Linked DNA regions of Homo sapiens: region 1 is linked to region 2. A link is an interaction called in ENCODE POLR2A ChIA-PET data of the cell type or tissue named here. Cell type or tissue: HCT116. All regions are shown on one strand. Each heading gives the region's core, and the rest is flanking DNA. Links, peaks and the distances in the headings are about the cores only. Region 1 has its middle 33 kb from the start of MIR3059. Region 2 has its middle 200 kb from the start of MGAT4C.

What was found. Peaks named below come from ENCODE experiments on the same cell type or tissue, not always from the same donor. Only the 100,000 strongest peaks of a DNase experiment are listed, where the experiment ranks them.
Region 1: POLR2A ChIA-PET joins it to region 2 with 5 read pairs; 2 of 35 experiments call an interaction of 5 or more read pairs at or near these places.

What each region holds. Positions count from the first base shown.
Region 1 is chr12:86,706,877-86,717,680 of GRCh38, reverse strand. It overlaps a transcript of MGAT4C not described here. Among named protein-coding and RNA genes, the nearest start is that of MIR3059, 33 kb to the left of the region's middle. In HCT116, for the core only: no CTCF peak of the experiment used is centred there; a DNase peak (open chromatin) is centred at 5,110; H3K4me3 peaks cover 1,083 bases; H3K27ac peaks cover 1,539 bases.
Region 2 is chr12:86,454,213-86,465,016 of GRCh38, reverse strand. It overlaps a transcript of MGAT4C not described here. Among named protein-coding and RNA genes, the nearest start is that of MGAT4C, 200 kb to the right of the region's middle. In HCT116, for the core only: no CTCF peak of the experiment used is centred there; no DNase peak of the experiment used is centred there.

The DNA.
Region 1 (10,804 bases), core at 2,791-7,790, 250 kb before region 2:
TGATTTTTATGTTATCTTCCATTGTTTGAATAAAAACAATTTATAAAGTAATGACTTTCCAAGAGATGAGTTTTTATTTTCTCTCAGAAAACCTCACAACTTAGCATTTTAGGCTTTTGAAATACTTATCAGGAAAAAATCACTAATCAAGACTAACAAAATATGCTATGTATTTCTGACAGCATAATCTACTTCTTCAAATTTTGAAGATAATTGCAAGGCAACCTACAATTCAGAAAGGAAATAATATCAGAACTGTTAGTCATGGAAAAGGAACAAAGGGGTTAGGACTAAAGGTGAGGGAAAACTAAGTTTTAATACAAAATTCTTGCTTTCTCTTGTAGTATCAATGTTTTAAATTATTGACATGATATTTCTATTTTTTCAAATTTTATTGAATTTATATTCTTATATAAGGTGTTTAAGAATGAACTCTGTGTAGTTTGTTGTAATTTGTTATATTTGCTTCAAATTTGTCTTTCTGAGCTTTTTTTTTTGTAATAATTATAATTACAAGTTTTCTTCTTGATGTCTGTTTTTTAAAAAAATTGTGCTCTAAGGCAGAGGAAGTCCTTTGGCCAAAAAAAGAGCACAACATTTGATTATTTTTTCCCATTCTGAGGTCAGTTTCAATTGCAGGTTGTCACAAACCATGAGAAACCATGATTGGGTTAAAGCAAATTCATTTTCATTATTAGAGCAAATCTATCACTACTACAATGACAACAGCTTAGATTATAGTATATAGTGCTAGGAGGTAGGAAGAATCAACTGCATATTTCAAGGGCAGGGAATACCCGAACTCTCCCAAAACTAGCATACTTTTGTTTACAGTGGAAGTCTAGGTAAACTAGTGTCTTATCCCCATCTCAACTTAACTTTCAAATATATGAAACATTATCTTTCACTTGGTAACTGGCATCTCCCTATTATAAGGCATGTATCTGTCATCAGTTGACAGCTACCACTTATCAGAGGAATAGGACATTTGTTGCACAGAGCATTCAAATATATTAAAGCCATTTTTCTCCTTTCTACAAATTTTGTATAGTGCAATGACATATGAATCAATTGGCAAACTATTAATAACTTCTCAATGAGTTTACCCCCTTCATTTTTCAGAAGGGAAAGGAATTGAAGAGCTGAATAGATCCAGCATGCCAGTACATTTACCCTTTTACTGCTTTTCATTTTAAAGTTACTATCTTTTTTGCAAGGGCAAGATACTAAATGAGATGATTTATATTTTTTCATGTTTGCTTTCAAAGATTAATGAACACCACCAAAAGGAATAAAAAAAGATAATATTAGGTAGGGCCAACATATGAAGCAGAGGCAGTAGTTAATATATAAACTAAAATTGCACTGTTGTCCACCAAAATGGTTTATTTCTTAATTTTTATGTTTATTTGAATTAATTTGGCACAAATTCAGTAGTTTTAATTAATAGTAAATTAATAGTTTGTCCTGTTTAATGTTTATATGTACCTCCTGTATGGGATGACTGATGGTTTATAAACACCTTTGGCAATTAGTGGGCAGTTTACTGTATCTTTTGGAAAACCAGTGGGACTATTTTTCACAATAGTAACAAACAAAATACAACATACCAACATATTATATAGTTATCTGCCTGAAACAACACATCTTACATTATGAGTAGATTAACTAATCTCAGGTGGATAAATTGAAGCAAATAATAGCACAATTTCTAGTTTTGTTTGCTCTTTCCTTTTCAGTAGCACAATTTCTAGTTTTGTTTGCTCTTTCCTTTTCAGAAACACAACAAAACTACTTGATTTGAAAGTACATTTTTGTAAAAGCCCAATATTTTCCCTTTTGAAATTTAGGTAACATGATTACTAAACTTTAACCATTCATACACAGAATAATAATCTAAAACTGATGCTGATCTAAGACATCAAATAAGTCTAGCTAAAGCATATTATAGTGACAGAGTAAAAGGAGTAGACTTCCTTAGCTGTGTGTACAGTAAATATTGCTTAGGACAAGAAAAGAGCACAAGAATAATGCTTAAGAGCCTAAGTGTAGAAATCTGTCAGCTTTGCGATTGAAGCTTGGGTCTTAAATTTTTTTGTTCTGTGATTATGCCTTGATGTTTGCACAAACCACAACATGGAGCAAGATTGACTCTCTAAAAGTTTAAACTTTTTACTCAAGTATAATATACATACAGAAAAACATACAGCTTGGTAGTTTGCACAAACACCAAACAATAATATAATCAGCACCCAGATCAAGAAACAGAGCATAACCAACAGCCAGAATCTTCCCTTATGCTCCTCACCCATCAGCTACTGCCACTCCCTCTCCAAGAATAGCTTCTACTTTAATTTCTAAGTGTACAAATTAGCATGCTTGCTTTTTTGTTTCTGTTTTCTTGGTATGGTAGTTTACTTTAAGAAAAAAATTACAAAGTATGTTTAAGTAATAGAAAAGACAGCTGTTATAACTGAAATTCAGATTCTTGAAAACTTGTTTAAAAGATTTTGTGTGGGGATAAACATGCCTGAATAAATTAGTTTTATTGTTATATCATTACCCACTTTTAAAAGTAAAGGGCTATTTAGGAATTATATATAATTATACAAAGTTTGAATTAAACATAACGAGATAAGTTTCCATGTGACATGGTGAAATTATCACAACTTCTAATTATTTCTCAAATATGCTGTATGTTATGAAGTGAACTTAAGAAAAGTTTCTGTTCATTTATGGTTAAAGCCCTCTTTTTCTAACTCCTCATATAATAGCTATTATTGTTTTAATATCTTCTTAAATAATTTCTCTCTTATTCTCGTTACATCTTTCTTCTACCCTTTCTTCCTTCCTACTTTAATTCTTTCCTTCCTTCCTTCCTTCCTTCCTTCCTTCCTTCCTTCCTTTTTCCCTTCCACCTCTTTCCTCACTCCTTCTCTGTATTATTCCATTTTCACACTACTGATAAAGACATACTGGAGACTGGGTAATTTATAAAGAAAAAGAGGTTTAATGGACTCACAGTTCTGCATGGCTGGGAAGGCCTCACAGTCATGGTGGAAGGCGAAAGGTATGTCTTACATGGTGGCAGGCAAAGAGCAAATGAAGAGCCAAGTGAAAGGAGTTTCCCCTTATAAAATCATCAGATTTTGTGAGACCTATTCACTACCACAGGAACAGTATGGAGGAAACCACCCTCATGATTCAATTATCTCCCACCGGGTCCCTCCCACAACACGTGGGAATTACAGGAGCTACAATTCAAGATGAGATTTGGGTGGGGACACAGCCAAACAATATCATTCTCTGCCTCCCTGCTTTGTATGTATTTACTGTAAATTAACCACATGTCAAATACTGAGGTAGACACTGAGAACATAACACAAGAACATTAGTATACTTGTCTTCAAAGTGCAACTTATATATGGAGGTAGAAGAGACTTAAGCCAACAAAAAAGTGAAATGCTAACCTGCATTTTGGTAAAAATACTGAAGTATTTTCTCTCTGTCTTTATTTTGTCCCTTAATTTCCATAATTGGAATAGATGTCCTTTATCCATTCAATGGATGCCTATCAGATTTAGCTTTCTATAAAAATTTCAAGTTAAATTTTTGTTAAGATGATAATAAAATTTAGTGCTGTTGCTTCCTATATGAAATTTCTGCAATGCTCGTGAGGACTCACATGATGCAATAAAACATACTATGTGCAAACCATTTTCTAATATGCTTCTAGCATACCTGTCTACATCACAGGCCAATATAATAAATGTTTAAAATATGAATTAATAACTAAAGGGGGCTCTGAATTACATAATAATGTAATACATAAGTCCGTAGGTGCTGAGGCCTAAAGTCAAATCTTTTCTCCTTCACTTTCAAGCTATGGGACTTTGGAAAAGTTACTAAAATTATTCAAGCCTCAGATTCCTCATCCTTAAAATAGAGATATCAATGGTGCTGACTTCATAGGAGTTTTTAAGAAAATAAAATGAACTCATATATATAAAACTACTAATACATTGTAAAAGCTCAGAAAATAGTTTAGCTAATGTTTTTGCATTCATAACTATTCATTTCCTAACTTTACTCAATATTTTCATGAAACTATCCTTTCTTGTAGCATATAGTCTTCAAAAAGTTAAAAATACATATCTTTACTATAGAGGTAGAAGCCCTTATAATTCCACAAATATTAATTTTATAATATTAATTTATAACAGATGCATTCATTATGATGTGAGAACCCAAAAAGATGAATGAATATTTTCAGAATAAGATGATACATCCTCAGAGGGTAGGGTCACCCTAATAGTTGTTGGTTGAATGTTCAACAGCTGTTTGAACATATTGTCATTTGGGAGAAAAAAGAACCAATTCATCAAAATCAACAGTACTCACAGAGGGAGTTGTACAGTCTCATAGCTACCTTTATATCAAATCTACTCTTTAAAAAACAACATGTAAACCATCTGTTATACATAAGAAGACACAAGTTAACAGTAACACTGTTATTTTCAACATAAGTGGAATCCCTTAATGTAATTGTATAAATAGCATGGTGTGTGTGTGTGTGTGTATGTGTGTGCAGCCTTATGTATTTGAGTGGAACAATTCCATAACGATTAAATAGAATCAAAACTGGGTCTACAGACAGTTTCAGAATAAATAGTAGAAAATTGCAGATGGACTAAAATGTCACAATGCTAAACTTTTAACAAAATTTCTATCCATGAAATGATTTTATCAATGCTTATTACTCGTCTTATAGGGGAAGGATGGCTTTTTGTTTTCTGGCTTAATGTTATAAATCGATAGGTATTGGGTGGTGGAAAAATATAGACTCTGTTAGAGAATGGAGCCAGAGGAGGCAAAATTGTCTACAATCGGCAGCTACCTTTTATGTGTGAACTCAGTAGAGCTTTTCCTTCCTGGTACCTGACTTGAGACTATAAGCACCCTGGCTACTCGATTCTCACCTTCCTCAAAATTAATTTTGTTTCTACTGTGGCTAGAAGATGAACATATTTTTAAAAACTCAAGTTAGTGATTCATGCTAAAGAAAACAAGCCAGTTTTCAAAAATAATAGTTTCGTCATGAGTCACAGTGACATCAGATGGCATAAATGCTTTGTCAAGTGGATCTTACTCAAGAGATTCCAGCATCCCCTAAATGACTCATTGCTCTTGTGCTGATAAAACACAGCCCAGCATATTTCTTTCCCCACGTTTTTTGAGTTTCTCCTGTTGACTTATACAAACTGTCTGAAGTTTTTCTTATTTTTTATGGTTAGTCATTGATTATGTTATTCATGGATCGAGAACTGATAAACATCTTAATTTCAGAAAACACTTTCTTGCTCCCTATGCCATCCTTTTATATATTTTTTTGAGTTGGAATGTTGTATTTTATTGTTGCAGGGTAAAGAAGCATAAATTCTGTATGTATACATTCCAAAAATATTTCAACTTTTAAAAATTGTGGATATCTTTTAAATATAAGTTTATAAGTTATTTATTCTCCAAACGTATCTTTTATTACAATATTAAATTTATTATCTTCTCATTTAATAAATAAATGAAATGGGAAACTGCCACAAATTTAGAATCTAAAGGGTTTATTGTATATGCAGGTACTTATCTAACATAAGAAATCATCACCAGCACATGGCAATATATCAAAATTGAAATCCTCTCCATTTAAAATTGTAGTCTGCTCCCAGGGCAGGACAGATTTTGTGGGCATATGATCTGTGCAGTTAAACAGTCCCCACAGTTAAAAGGTCATCATGGTTTATGGCTCTGCTGTTGCTGTTTTGAAATTCTTAATAATTGTTAACAAGGGGTTTCACATTTTCATTTTGCACTGGGTCATTCAAATTGTGTGTCTGGCTCTGATACAAAACAACACAAATATGAGACATATTAAATTCTTCGTTTTTGTGTAATTTAATATATTAGCAATTTAATTTAAAAATATCAGCTTAATAACTAAATTTGTGAGATGAAAGTCTATCTTGTTTTCATATTTTTTTCTTCCATTTATCCTTTATTCCAAATTAATAGAGATCTTATACTACTGAACTAAAAAAGTTGTACTACTTAAAAGAAAAAACAATATAAGAACCAAAAACCAATTTTTAATTAGTGTTAACAGTGTAGTGACCATCTATACACAAAATCTTAAGTACACATTTGTGATTATTTCCAAAACTATGCGGTAGATCTGTTTTGGTATACTGACTGAATCCTCTTTATTGGGCCAATGTGCCCATCTCCCCGTAAATATGAGTGTTGGTTCCTAATGTTCAACTTTAGCCCTTCCCCAGCTCCTGGTACTGGCAGCTAAGATGGCATCTCAGGAGCGCCAGGTACAGACTTTACCTTAGATGAATCTTTACCCCCTTTTGGCTCTTTCTCTATTCCCATACTGTTTCTCTTCCTACATTGAGTCAATAAATTATTAGTATTATTTTATAACTAATTTATATTTTTATTTCAAATTTTTGGGGGGTACACGTGGGTTTTGGACACATGGATGTTCTTTCGTGGTGATTTCTGAGATTTTGGTGTACCTGTCACCCGACCAGTGTACACTGTACTCTATATGTAGTCTTTTATCCCTCAATCCCCTCCCACCCTTCCGCATCTAAGTCCTCGAAGTCCATTATATCATTCTTATGCATTTGCATCCTTATAACTTTGCTCCCATTTGTAAGTGAGAACATATGATATTTGGTTTTCCGTTCCTGAGTTACTTCAGTTAGAATAATGGTCTTGAGGTCCATCCAAGTTGCTGCAAAAGACATTAGTTTATTCCTTTTTATGGCTAAGTAGTATTTCATGGTGTATATATACCACATGTTCTTCATCCACTCGTTCGTTGATGGGCAGTTAAGTTGGTTCCATATTTGCAATTGCGAATTGTGCTGCTATAAACATTTGTGTGCATGTGTCTTTTTCATATAATGACTTTTTTTCCTTTGGGTAGATACCCAGTAGTGGGATTGCTGGATCGAGTGATAGTTCTACTTTTAGTTCTTTAAGGAATCTCCATATTGTTTTCCCTAGTGGTTGTATTAGTTTACACATTCCCACCAGCAGTGTAAATTGTTCCCGTTTCACCACATCCAGATGAAAATTAAGTCCACAATGAGATGCCACCTTACTCTTGAAGAATGGCCATAATTAAAAAGTCAAAAGAGTCAATAAATTATTACAACCAAATCTCTTCTCAGGCTTGATTTCTAATTTAAGTCAAACATGCACTTAAGAAAATGTAAGTGTTATGGAAGCTGATGTAAGACAACTCATATCCCTGGAAGTGGAACCAGAGACAATGATGAATAACTTTAAAGAAATTGCTTACTAGAAAGGTTGCACAATAATATCATACTTCCCACCTCAGAGGTTCAAGGGTATTTACTACATCTTTATCAGCATTGACTGTGAATGTGCAAAAAAAGAAGAGGGGTGGCCATTTTGATAGTGAAAACAGACATCTTGCTTTCAGTGTAATTTACTATACTTCAATGACTAGTGAAGTTGGAAGGTTTCTAATATGTCTATTGACAATTCTTATGAGTTCTTCAGATTTTTATGGGGATAGAAGTAGAAATTAGTATTATTTATTCCATCATAAAAATAATGATCTCATAATCACCTTTATTTGAAGGACAATATTATGAAGGTTAGTGATTAATAACTCTTAGTTGTCTCTGAGAACAGAAAAAAGTAACTGGCCTCAACTCGAAGAACAAAGACATTTTTGTGTGTATACAAGAATTTTATGCCATCCAAGAGTATTAGCACAAATAAATAAAGGCAATTTGTAAATTTTTTCCCTGAAAATCTAAAAAACAAGAAAACTATCTCTTCAGGGTGATTATAATTAGGTCTATGAGACTCTCAAGGTCCCTTTAGTGATTCAGAATCTATAGTTAGAAATACTTATTTTAAAATGTTCAGGCAGAGAGGGAAGGTTCCTGCTTTTAATCCCAGCACTTTGAGAGGCCAAGGTGGGGGGATCACTTGAGACCAGGAGTTTGAGACCAGCCTCAAATATAATATCTATAAAACATACATACATACATACATACATATGTAAAATAAAAGTTTTCAAAACATAATCACAAATCTTCTATATATGCTTACAGTAAAAAAAATGTTTCTTAGGTATATAAATTTCAAGATTTTTTTCTAATACTTTGAGTCTAAGTACAAAAGTGACCTGATTGTGATAATTTTATTACATAAATGCTAGAAATACAAAATAAATAATAAAGATTTGTATTAGTACATTTTTACACTGCTGATAAAGACATACCTGAGACTGGGCAATTTACAAAAGAAAGAGGTTTAATGGACTTACAGTTCCACGTGGCTGGGGAAGCCTGACAATCATGGTGAAAGGTAAAGAGGAGCAAGTTACGTCTTACATGGATGGCAACAGGCAGGAGAGAACTTGTGCAGGGAAACTTCCCTTATAAAACCATCAGATCTCGTGAGACTTATTCACTATCACAGGAACAGAATGGGAAAGACCTGTCCCCATGATTCAATTACCTCCCACTGGGTCCCTCTCAAAATTCAAGATGAGATTTGGGTGGGGACACAGCCAATTCATATTATTCTGCCCCTGGCCCCTCCCAAATCTCATGTCCTCACATTTCAAAACTAATCATGCCTTCCCAACAGTTCCCCAAATCTTAACTCATTTCAGCATTAACTCAAAAGTCCACAGTCCAATGTCTCTCATCTGAGATAAGGCAAGTCCCTTCTGCCTATGAGCCAGTAAAATCAAAAGCAAGTTACTTACTTCATAGATAAAATGGGGATACAGGTGTGGGGAAACACAGCCATTCTAAATGGGAGATAATGGCCAAAACAAAGAGGTTTCAGGCCCCATGAAAGTCCAAAATCTGGTGGGGCTATCAGATCTTTAGGCTCCAAAATGATCTCCTTTGACTCCTTGTCTCATATACAGCTCATGCTGATGCAAGAGCTTAGTTCCCATGGTCTTGGGCAGCTTCAACCCTGTGGTTACGCAGGGTGCAGCCTCCCTCCTGGCTGCTTTCAAAGGCTAGCGCTGAGTGTCTGTGGCTTTTCTGGGTGCACCATGCAAGCTGTCAGTGGATCTACCATTATGGGGTCTGAAGGACAGTGACTGTCTTCTCACAGCTACACTAGGCAGTGCCCCAGAGGGATTCTGTGTGGGAGCTCCAACCCCACATTTCCCTTCTGCACTGCCCAGCAGGCATTCTCCATGAGGGCCCCACCCTTGCAGCAAACTTCTGTCTGGACCCCCAGGCATTTCCATAAATCTTCTGAAATCTAAGCAGAGGTTCCCAAATCCCAATTCTTGACTTCTGTGCTCCTGCAGGCTCCACACCACTTGGAAGCTGCCAAGGCTTGAGGCTTGCACTCTCTGAAGCCGTGGTCCAAGCTGTACTTTTGCCTCTTTTAGTCATGGCTTGAACAACTGGGATGCAGGGCACCAAGTCCCTAGACTGCAAACAGCATGGGGACCCTGGGCCTGGCCCATGAAACCACTTTTCCCTCCTAGGCCTCTGGGCCTGTGATGGAAGCGGCTTCTGTGAAGACCTCTGAGATGTCCTGGAGATATTTCTCCCATGGTCTTGGGGATTAGCATTCAGCTCCTTGTTACTTATGCAAATTTCTGCAGCTGGCTTGAATTTCTCCTCTAAAAATGGGATTTTCTTTTCTATCACATTGTCAGGCTGCAAATTTTCTGAACTTTTCTGCTCTGCTTCCCTTATAAAACTGAAAGCATTTATCAGCACCCAAGTCACATCTTGAATGTTTTGCTGCTTAAAAACTTCTCCTGCCAAGTCAGGCATGGAGGCTCATGCCTGTAATCCCAGCATTTTGGGAGGCTGAGGTATGTAGATTGCCTGAGCTCAGGAGTTTAAGACCAGCCTGGGCAACATAGTGAAATCCCATCTCTACTAAAATACAAAAAATTAGCATGGTACGGCAGCATGTGCCTGTAACCCCAGCTACTTGGGAGGCCGAGGCAGGAGAATCACTTGAATCTGGGAGGCGGAGGTTGCAGTGAGCTGTGATTGTGCCACTGCACTTCAGCATGTGTGACAGAGCAATACTCCACCTCAATTAAAAAAAAAAAAAAAAGAAAAGAAAAATTCCTCCGCCAGATACCCTAAACCATCTCTCTCAAGTTCAAAGTTTCACAAATCTCCAGGACAGAGCCAAAATGCTGTCAGTGTCTTTTCTAAAACATAACTAGAATCACCTTTGCTCCAGTTCCCAACAAGTTCCTCTTTTCCGTCTGAGACCACCTCAGCCTATACTTTATTTTCCATATTGCTATCAGCATTTTGGGCAAAGCCATTCAACAATCTCTAGGAAGTTCCAAACTTTCCCACATTTTCCTGTCTTCTTCTGAGCCCTCCAAACTGTTTCAACCTCTGCCTGTTACTTAGTTCCAAAGTCACTACCACAATTTTGGGTATCTTTTTAGCAGTTCCCACTTTACTGGTACCAATTTACCATATTAGTCAGTTTTCACACTGCTGATAAAGACATACCCAAGACTGGGCAATTTACAAAGGAGAGAGGTTTAAAGGACTTACAGTTTTACATGACTGCAGAAGCCCCACCATCATGGCAGAAGGCAAGGAGGAGCAAGTCACATCTTACATGGATGGCAGCAGGCAAAGAGAGATAGCTTGTGCAGGGAAACTTCCTCTTATAAAACCATGACATCTCATGAGACTTATTCACTATCACGAGAACAGCATGGGAAAGACCTGCCCCCATGATT
Region 2 (10,804 bases), core at 3,094-8,093:
CGGATTCCTTACTTGCCATATAGGGCTAGTAGCACTTCTACTAATGTTCAGTATTTCTAGAACAACCCAACAAAATAGTGTGAATATCAAAGAATCTTATAGTATATCATATAAATATAATGCATTATTCATATATGAATAATGAACTCTTACATAGAAGTCATACGCTTGTTTGTCAAAAATAAGTGAAATGATATTAGTATTCAATACATAATGTAATTTATCTTTCATAGTTAATATAGAAATATTAATATACTTTTTGTGAATATTAAGTCAGTGTTAACATTTTATAGACTAGACTCCCTTTGTAAAAGATCTAATTGAATAAACAAAATAAATGCTTATTTGTAAAGAAATGAATATATTTGCCTACATACAGTTATTGCACTCAAGTAAATTTTAAATGATTGTTTAGGATGTTATTTTCATAAATATATGCTCTAAGAACATCTGCAGAAATTTGAATGTACAGTCATCAAAGCAAAACTTTAGTGCAGGTGAATTAGGTGTATGTGGAGAATATAGATGGTTATAATCAAATATAAGGTTACAATCAAATATAAGCAGGTGTGCACGTTTTAATGATCATGACTTCCATATCCAGTGATTTTGATATAAAATTATTTTAAGAACTGCGGATACAATTTTCTCTATTCCCACTGCTTACTCCTTTTTACTTAAATACTGCAAAATGATTCTTTAATGTTTTAAGTAAACAGTTTGCCTCTAACTTTAGAGAGCTTGCTTAGATTAGCAAAAGACTCAGCAGCAGCCTGTATGACATTCTGTGTGGTTAAACTGCCCCATATTCTCCAAATTACCCAGTAAACTTTATTTGGAATCATCAGTGAGGCATCAAGGAAAAAAATAATGTAAAGCTACTCCTCACGAAGTACTATCTTACAGTATGGCAGTACCTGTGAAGAAACTAGATTGGTTTATCAACCAAACTTAAAAAGCACTCAGAAAGAAAGCTGGCTAAATTAAAAACACATTAACTCTGTGGTGCTGCTTTCTTAAGTAACAGCAACACCTCTGAAATAGCAAAAGGAAGTAAATATAACTAGTGAATCACAAGAAAGACTATAATGTATTCATTTAAATAAAGAATTTTTAGTATACATTTTAAATCTTAAGTTTTGCGTTCTTTTTCACCTATCACTATTTTAGACAATATCCCCAGTAGAAATGGATATAAGGAAAACATAGCAAAGTAAGAAAGTGTTTTATTAATATAAGAGGAAGATTATATTAGAGTTATCTCTACTGTATTCATTATGTACTAATTATTGTGTTTGTTTTCTTGCTGCACATAATGGGTGTTAAGCAAGGAATTAAAACAAATAAAAATGAATGTTCTTAAAATGAAGAATTTTAAATAAAGATATTTCAGGTGAATCTAACCTAATTTGTATGTCAGGGAAGATATACCCTGAAAAAGTGATCTTTAAGTCAAGTTCTGATGCATGAATAGGAGTTTACAAAGATAAAGGACACGAAAAGATATTAGGAATGATCCTTTGCAGGTGTCCTTGGCCAGGGCAATAACACATTAGAAAAGCCTAGAGGAATGGGAAATTTGAGATGCATATAAGAACTATAGAAAATTTAATAGAATTTGGGCCTTGCAAGAATTTGTTCAAAGATATGACTAAAATAGTCTTCTTGGGGCATGATTACATGCAAGATAAGATCCCAAGCAAAAGACTATAGCTGGTAGAGTAGTTCATTATGTGAAAAGGTCTTTTTATATTTTCAAATGATTGCTCAATGGTGATTTTTTAAAGAAATTCTTTAACTCTTCTGTTATTTGATGGAAAGGATATAGCAAATGTATGAGTTATAAATTAATTTATTCTCAGCTATCCATCCCTACACAAAAGGACAGGGTGTCCCGGCTGGGCTCCAGATGTAGGCTCCATTGACAATTTGTAATTGCCAGAATTGAAGGCTCAGATTCTGGGTGGTATGGAAATACCACAGACCCAGTCACTACAAATGGAGGTTGTGATGGTTAATATTGAGTGTCAACTTGATTGAAGGATGGAAAGTATTGTTCTTGGTTGTGTCCGTGAGAGTGTCACCAAAAAGGAGATTCACATTTGAGTCAATGGACTGGGAGAGACAGACCCACTGTCAACATGGGTGGACACCGTGTAATCAGCTTCCAGCGCAGCTGGAATAAAGCAGGCAGAAGATGGAAAGCGCATACATGCTGAGTCTTCCGGTCTCATCTTTCTCCTATAATGGCTGCTTCTTGCACTCAAACATCAGACTCTAAGTTCTTCAGCTTTTGGATTCTTGGACTTACACTAGTGGCTTGCCAGGGCCTCTCGGGCCTTCAGCTATAGACTGAAGGCTGCACTGTTGGCTTCCCTACTTTTGAGGTTTTGGGACCCAGTCTGGTTTCCAAGCTCCTCAACTTGCAGACATCCTATTGTGGGACTTCACCTTGTGATTGTGTGAGTCAATACTCCTTAATAAACTCCCCTTTATATATACATCTATCCTATTAGTTCTGTCCTTCTAGAGAACCATGACTAATACAAAGGTGTTTCAAACGTTCCATGTGTTGTCAATGTTTTGTAATGTCTCCATCTCCTCCATCTGATGATATTCTTATCTTGAAGGCAGGAACTGTGTCTTATTCATCTTTTTAAGCAGCTCAATATTAAGCACAGTGCCTGAAAATAATAAGTGCTCAGTAAATATTTGTTAAAGGAATTACTACATTCTTTAACTTTGAAAAACTCTTCTGGATACATCCTAACAGGAAATTTCCTAATGTGGAAAAAATTGTTGCTAAAGAAACATTATGTTTAATATATTCTAGAAAGTTACAAGCCCATTTTATAGTGAACTAAACTTCTGTTATATCAAGGAATGCATGCAATATCAGTTATTTTAATGCCCATATTAGTTTAAGCTGAGCTTTTCGCCATCTGTTCCAACTCTTAACCATGAATGCAAAAGAACACATTTCCCTATTACATTTGTAAAATGTAATATATAAATGATTTAAATACAGTTATACACTCATGAAGTAATGCTGCATGCAGCTGGTACAGGGCTCCCTTATGTTACAAAAAGAAATAAAGGAGAAAGCCTGCTAATCTCTGACATAGAGTTTCATGCTATATGACCTTATTCTAGGGACAGTGGAAGGTCAAATATTCACCACAGCACAAAACTGACTTTCTCAGTATAAATTTCATTTATAAACTAAAATTCTGACCACCCCCATTTTGTTAAACTGTTAATGATTATATTTTAATTTTTTAAGAAATTTATTACATTCTGTAAAGTTCTCAAATAATGAACATTTTTGTCTCTATTAGAATTCTTAGTGCACTTTATGAGCCTTTATTAATACTGCTGTGGATTTTCTTTCTATTGAAATGTAGAAGCCCACCAAAAGAATTGTTCACTGAGACCAATTATAGTATGTATATAACTATTAGTAAGAAGATGTGGCCGGGCGCAGTGGCTCACGCCTGTAATCCCAGCACTTTGGGAGGCCGAGGAGGGTGGATCATGAGGTCAGGAGATCGAGACCATCCTGGCTAACAAGGTGAAACCCCGTCTCTACTAAAAATACAAAAAATTAACCGGGCGCGGTGGCGGGCGCCTGTAGTCCCAGCTACTCGGGAGGCTGAGGCAGGAGAATGGCGTGAACCCGGGAAGCGGAGCTTGCAGTGAGCCGAGATTGCGCCACTGCAGTCCGCAGTCCGACCTGGGCGACAGAGCGAGACTCCGTCTCAAAAAAAAAAAAAAAAAAAAGAAGATGTGTAAATTTTGTTAAAAATTTGCTTTATTTGGCTTCCCTACATTGGAATTTATTGCAAAAATAATTAAAAATATATAAAGTAGGTATTTTATGCTGTTTGTCAAATCTATACCTATTCCCATGATAAACACTTGAATGGCTTTGAGACCTATAATTTTTCAGAGAGTTATAACATGAAAAGGCCATGAAGCATAATAAATATTTATATTTTAAGGAGTATAGGAAACAAGAATTGACATTTAAAAAATGACAAGACTTTAAAACTCTTGCATTGTGTTAAGGTAACATGTTTCCCTCACCTCCTGAATAAAATAAGACATAATTGCCATAGGAGTGTAATTTAAAAAGTGGGCTATTTCTGTCATAACCTTGTTTACTATTGACATTTAGTATTAATTTTTTTAAATGGCATGGAAAATAAATTTAAATTTAACTGTCGTGAATTAGACTAGTGGCTCTCAAACTCTATTTATGACCAACATTTCTCAGGGAAGAAAAAAACTAACAGTATATTCTTACTCTTGAGTCAGCTATATATATATATATCATCTTTAAGATGCTATTATTTATTATTAAAGGTAAGGGAGACACACACAAAGACACACACATGCATACAGACACACACATGCTATCCTGCAATTTGACACAAATACTTTAAAACAATATGAAGTCTTTCAGAAAAAGGCCATACAAATTCAACCAGAAGAAATACCATTTATTAATAATAAGTTTTAATGTGATATTCATAAAGTACTATCTTTTATTTATGTTTTACTTACAACAATTTGCCTAACTACTACATGTGGGTCTAGCTTCATTTTCCTAGGTTTCATAATCATAACCACAAAATGTTGAGATATTGAATTAGGCAGTATACTCTTAACATAGGAAGGAGTTTACCTAATCCTAACATAGCACAGAGTTTGCCTAATCATCTGCTGTGACTTCTCCCCAGGAGGATGAAGTATTTGGAGCCCAGGTGTATTTCACACAAACTCAGCTGTTTTACCACTCACAACTTTTTTTGTACTTTTTGAGGTTTTCATTAGAGATGGGGTCTCAGTATGTTGCTCAGGCTGTATTCAAACTCATGGGCTCAAGCAATCCTCCCACCTCAGCCTTTTAAGTGTCTGCGTGGGTGGGCACCATCACACCAACGCCTCAAAATGTTCTTAGGTTTGAAGAACTTGCGTTACAAATCTACAAAGTTAGTACAGCATCAATACTTTACTAAAGATGTCTGAATACTATAAAATATAAGAAATAAAAATGTTAACATTGGAAGTCATTGAATAATAGGTTGTTATTCAAATTAAGAGTTAGTGTCAATTTAGTTCATATTCAGATGAAATTATTAATCCCTTTAGGCATCAACTTCCTTGCTGTCCTAGGGTGAGAGTAGAGCAAAGAGGACAAGAAGAAAGGGGTTTGTTTCTGTAGGTAAGATTGTGGATACTTCCCCTTAACTCAAGTTGCTCAGATCCAGGAACCCTGTAGCTTTCATGTATGCGCATGTGGGTGGGTGGGGGGCGGGGCGGGTAAAGCTGTGGGTGAGTGGGGGCGGGGAAGGTTGGGGGGGCTTCTTTTCTCAGCGTATTACCAGGATCATAAATAATTTATAATTCTCATCTGAAACTTAGGGTTCTCTTCTAAGATAACTGGTTGTTGGAAGATTTCATTTCCTTATGACCGCATGAGTGAGGTTCTCATTTTCTTGCTAGCTATTGGTGAGTAACGATTCTCAGCTACTAGTGGCCACCTGCAGACCCTTCCTATGTGGCCCATAGGCAGTTTACAACATGGTTGTAAACTGCAAATGCCTGCTTTAGACCAGAGGGAGTCTCCCTGACACCCACCCAATATAGGCTCCCTCTTGGTTAAGTCCAAGTCAACTGATTTGAACCTTATCATGGGAGTGATATTGCCATTCTATTCACAGATTCTGCCCACACTCAAGATAAGAGAGTTATACAGTGTGTCACACCAGGAGCAGGAATTTTGGAGCCCATTTTAGAAACATGTTATGCTAATAAAGATAGCATAAAGCTATGTTTATTAATGTTTTTTACATTAAACTTTATCTCGTCTTTTGAAAACTTATATTTTGTATATGTATTATAATATACATGTTCTATTACTACAGTTATACCTACATGATTCATAAGCATATACACATAAGAGAATTGGCATAAATTCTCAAAATGCCTTCTCATTAGACTTCTTCTCTAGGAAGCGAGTGTAGTGATGAGCCTATGGAAATGATGAAAAATTACTTTTACAAAAGTAAAAAAAAAATAAAGTCACTGGAAATGGCATCCAAAAACTTACCTCACCCTTTCTTGCATTACTATCTCTAAAACTGGAGTCAAATGTGATTAACCTGGCATTGGTGTTCATAATCCTAAAAGTATAGTATACATTATAATAAATGTTCATATAAATATCTTTTGCAAAAACAGAAAAAAATGCCTTGCTGAAATTAGTAATTTTGTGAGATAATTATCATTTACTCGTTTAAAAATAATTTACTCAATTTAAAAGCAAACTGTGATATTCATTCCATGTGCATAGGTTATAACTGCTTATGTTTCTTCTTCATTCTCTTAATACGGTCTTTCAGAATTGTGAGGAGTAAACTGAGTTCATGTGAAAACATGTAATATAGTGGCTAGCACACATAGTGCACCCAGCATATAATTGTTTTCTACATTCTTGTTCCATTCTTCCAAATGGAGAATTATGACTGTCCCTGTGAATAAATATTAAATGCAAATACAGCCCAAAGGAACATAGCTGAGGTAGATTCAGGATAATACCATACTGAGAACTGAGAAACCAGGTAGGAATCTGACATTACCAAAGAAAAGGCTGATTGCACTTTTGAGAACTTTAGAGAAGGTGTGGAAATCCTTATACAGACAACTTAGGCATCTGAGCCAGTGAAGGCTAGACAACTTGATGGAGATGTAGAACAACATAAAAATTTTTAAAAATCAGGCATGGCTTAGTTTTATTGTCTGTAATGATTTTAAGTATTTTTTTATTTTCTTCTAAAATAAATTTAAGGTAGCTGCTAAAATACTTTAGGTGCTAATGACATATTGTCACCTTTAAAGGTAATAGTTGATTCAGAGATTTATGAGTTATTTTGTATTATTTGCTGTTGGTAGTGATTTGTCTTTTAGTTTTACTTTTTGTTTTGTATTGACAAAAAAGTTTTAATTTATGATTCTCTGACTTTTAATCTTGAGTTCTTAAAAATTATCAAATTAAAAAATTGTCTTTAAAAGTATTTTATAAAAATAAAAATTCCCATTTATTTACATGGATTATTCCATACTGAAGCACATGAAGTTAGAGAGAGGTGAAAGAAAAAAAACTTGTGATTTTATTTATTATTATTTTGTTTTTCTTAACAAGGTTCTACTAAAGCAATATGTTTTGATTTTCCTAGAAATGCCATCATTTATTTAGTGGGTAGGCATAGTAGCAACTGCTGACAGCTTCATTACAAGCCACAGCCTCTAGAGTCTAAAGTCTGTGACTAGAAGTCTCTCTTGCTCAATAAATTAACATGCTATTTTCTTTCCCTTTAAAACTAAGATGACATTTCAGCTAAACTATATTGAAAATAACTTCCCACATGAAAAAGTCTCCAGCATATATATTCTTTTTATCATGACCTGAAAGCAAAGAGACAACAGTAAACCAGAAATAACATTGTCTTTCCACCTAGATTATGGTATGGCTAAGCTGAATAAATCTATTCATAAATAAAATCAAGCATTTACACTGAGACAATTAAAAAGTCTATTATTTTTAAAATATTGTTTTAATCCTCATTTATATGTATTTTTTACTAGGTAAATAGGATTGGGTATTAATTTGCATTCTGCCTCCCACTAATTCTGTATGTTATGTGCTTTGGAAAAGCAAGTAATGAAAGTTAAATAATGAAAAATAATATGCCTGAATGGAGTAAGAAAGCACTATAGCAGGTTAAGTAGTTGACTAGTTATTAAATTAATTCTATTATAATAAAAAGGATGATATATTAAATTCAATGACACAAAGGAAAAAATAAAATAAATCTTGTCTGAATGTACAATATACTAGAAAAAGTATTTATGTATTCAAGAACAGTGGATTCTCAACTGGATAACTGTCATAATCACTTAAGCTGCTTGAAATAGGGACGTCCTGGACCATCTGAGATTTCAGCTCAATTATTCAGGAAGAAGATCCAGGAGTCCGGCTTTTGAAAATGCTCCCTGGGGGTGTCTTTCAAAGCTAGTTGAGTGCATATCATTAGATTCATTTTGGAAAACATTATTCTACCAGGTAGTGGTGAAGTTTCTGATAGCCCTTCCTGACAGGATGTAAGATAGAGAGCTCATAATGCAAGATTTCTATAAGTTTTATGTCATGCATCTTTTAAAATGTACATTTTTAGCTGGGACAACCTAATTTTCTCAAGTTTCCTACCAGTATCTCCTGATTATATAGATAAATTTGCCCCCTTTTCAGGCTTTCTTTGCTAAAAGGGTTAAAGAGAAGTAGCTAAAGTCGACATATCCTGAGCCAAAATTTAAAAAATAGATTAAAATCTGCCTCTAGTTTATGATCTCTTACTTTATCAGATTATATTCTATAATGAAAAAACTCTTAAAATATCAGAACTCAATGCCAAAGGGAGATCTCTCCAACTCTAGATGCTAGATTTTGGTAAGTCCTCCTTTAGATAAACTGAATCATTTAGCTCCAGGCAGTAATATGATCATGTTTACAAGGATGGTTTTTGAAACACATAGATCTGAATGCCAGGCTGCCATTTACTATCCACATGACTGTAGTTTATTTAAGTTCTCTGTTACTCATTTTAATAAAGATTATGCGATAACTAACGTTGATTATGTGGCTCTTCCGCTGCCCAAATTTTTTTTATCAGATTTTATCCTTATTTCTCTGTAACATCATGATGATGATGATGATGACGACGATGTTAAAAACAATAGATATTGCCTTGCTAACATTCTGGCAGCTTGGTTAATTTGGCTTCAGCATTTGTCTTCCAGCCTAGTGAAATATATCCTCAATAAATTAAATAAAACAAACGTTTATTTGTAATTACCTTAATGAGAAGAATGAGGAATAGGAAGGATATATTAAAACACTTTCTCATGCTAATCGTAATTTTTAAGCATATTTTTCTTACATTAAATTCTCCTAGTGCTTAATAGTAGATGTATCATATTCTTTAATATTTAAGAAGATTTATCAGTTCAAGTAATACTCTATTTTTTTCTGAACATTAGAAGCGTTTGTTATAAATCTTGTCTTGAAAATTGTCTTTTTTGACAGGGTACTGAATGAAAGAACCACACCAGACCTTGCGAATAATGGTAGGAACACACCTGGCTGTTTAGAAACTAGATATTAATAATCTAAACATTGAAAAATACCACTTATAAAATAATTTGCAAAGTTATCCCACATTTTTGCCTACAAAATTAATATTTGACTTTACTTGCATATTGTCTAATTTAACATTATTGTTTCTGTAACTTTATTTGAACACATATTAAGAGAGTCCATTAAGATGTAAATGTGGGACTTCTGTGTTTTTGCTTATCACCAAGTTCTTTTCTTCAAGTTTTAGTTGCAGAGAATTATGCTTAGAAAGGCTTCATTGGCTCTGTGAAGAAAGAGTTTCCTTTTTAAATTATTTTTAATTTCTGTATTTTCAGAAATAGAAGTTTAAAAAGCACCACTTTTCTATAACATAAAATGAAAGAATTAAAACTTCCTGTTTTAACAAGGACATATATTTGGCAATAGAAACTGAACTAGGGTCAACCTCATCTAGAGGAGCAAAAACTTTCCTCAAATAGATGTTCCCCACATAAGGAGTGATTTAATTAATTTATTAGTATATACACCCATTGCCTTTTGGAAAGACAGAGAATTGTGCTGAATACTTGGAACATACCTTTGAAGGAAATCCTGCATATATTGCTGAATTATTTGATACTGGAATAGAACAGAAACTAATTTCTTTTCATTCAAACACATTTACTAACACCACTACCCACATTTTTTCCTAAACTCATAGAGGTTTTAAAATGATACAAGGGCATCCTAAATTAAATAATAAATAAAAGGATTCACAATCAATGCAAGCAGGTAACTTGAAAATGTTCTAAAATTAAGATAATAAAATGACTTAGTGATCAACTTAAAAGCAGCACCAGCCTCTTTGCATTATTAATTCATCTAGTAATATGTAAGAAAAAATGTATTAGGAGAAAAGAGGGAATAGACAAAATAATGTTAAGAGAAAGAAACAACATAAAATTTGTTGGATTAAATATCTCAATTTTGGACCTTGAATTTACACAGATTTCATATGAATGTCTTCAAACTTCAGAAAGTTTATATTTTTCTGAATTTGTGATTTTGGAAAACCAAACTGCTATCGCTGTTATTAAATTTTTCCCCATATCATTGAATTTGCTCTTTGCTTACTACTCCAGTGCCCAAACCAGTAGGTATTCAATAAATATTTTATTAATTTCATTGCTGATATATAAAATCTATGTTTGAACTGATGTGCAAATACAATCTTTCTGGCTTTTGTGTAGCAATGTGTCTGTCTGTCTATCTACCTATCAATCTTCATGTTTTTATATAGTTACATATATGAGGCCAGCCACAGTGACTCATGCTTGTAATCTCAGCATTTTGGGAGGCTGAGGCAGGTGGATTTCTTGATCTCAGGAGTTCAAGACTAGCCTGGGCAACATGGCAAAACCCATCTCTACAAAAAATACAAAAATTAATCAGGTGTAGCAGTTTGCACCTGTAGTTCCAGCTACTTGAAAGGCTGAGGTGGGAGAATTGCTTGAACCCAGAAAGTCAAGGCTGCAGTGAGTGGTGATCATGCCACTGCATTCCAGCCTGGACAACAGGGTGAGACCCTGTCTTAAAAAAAAAGGATGTAATAATTGCATATAAATT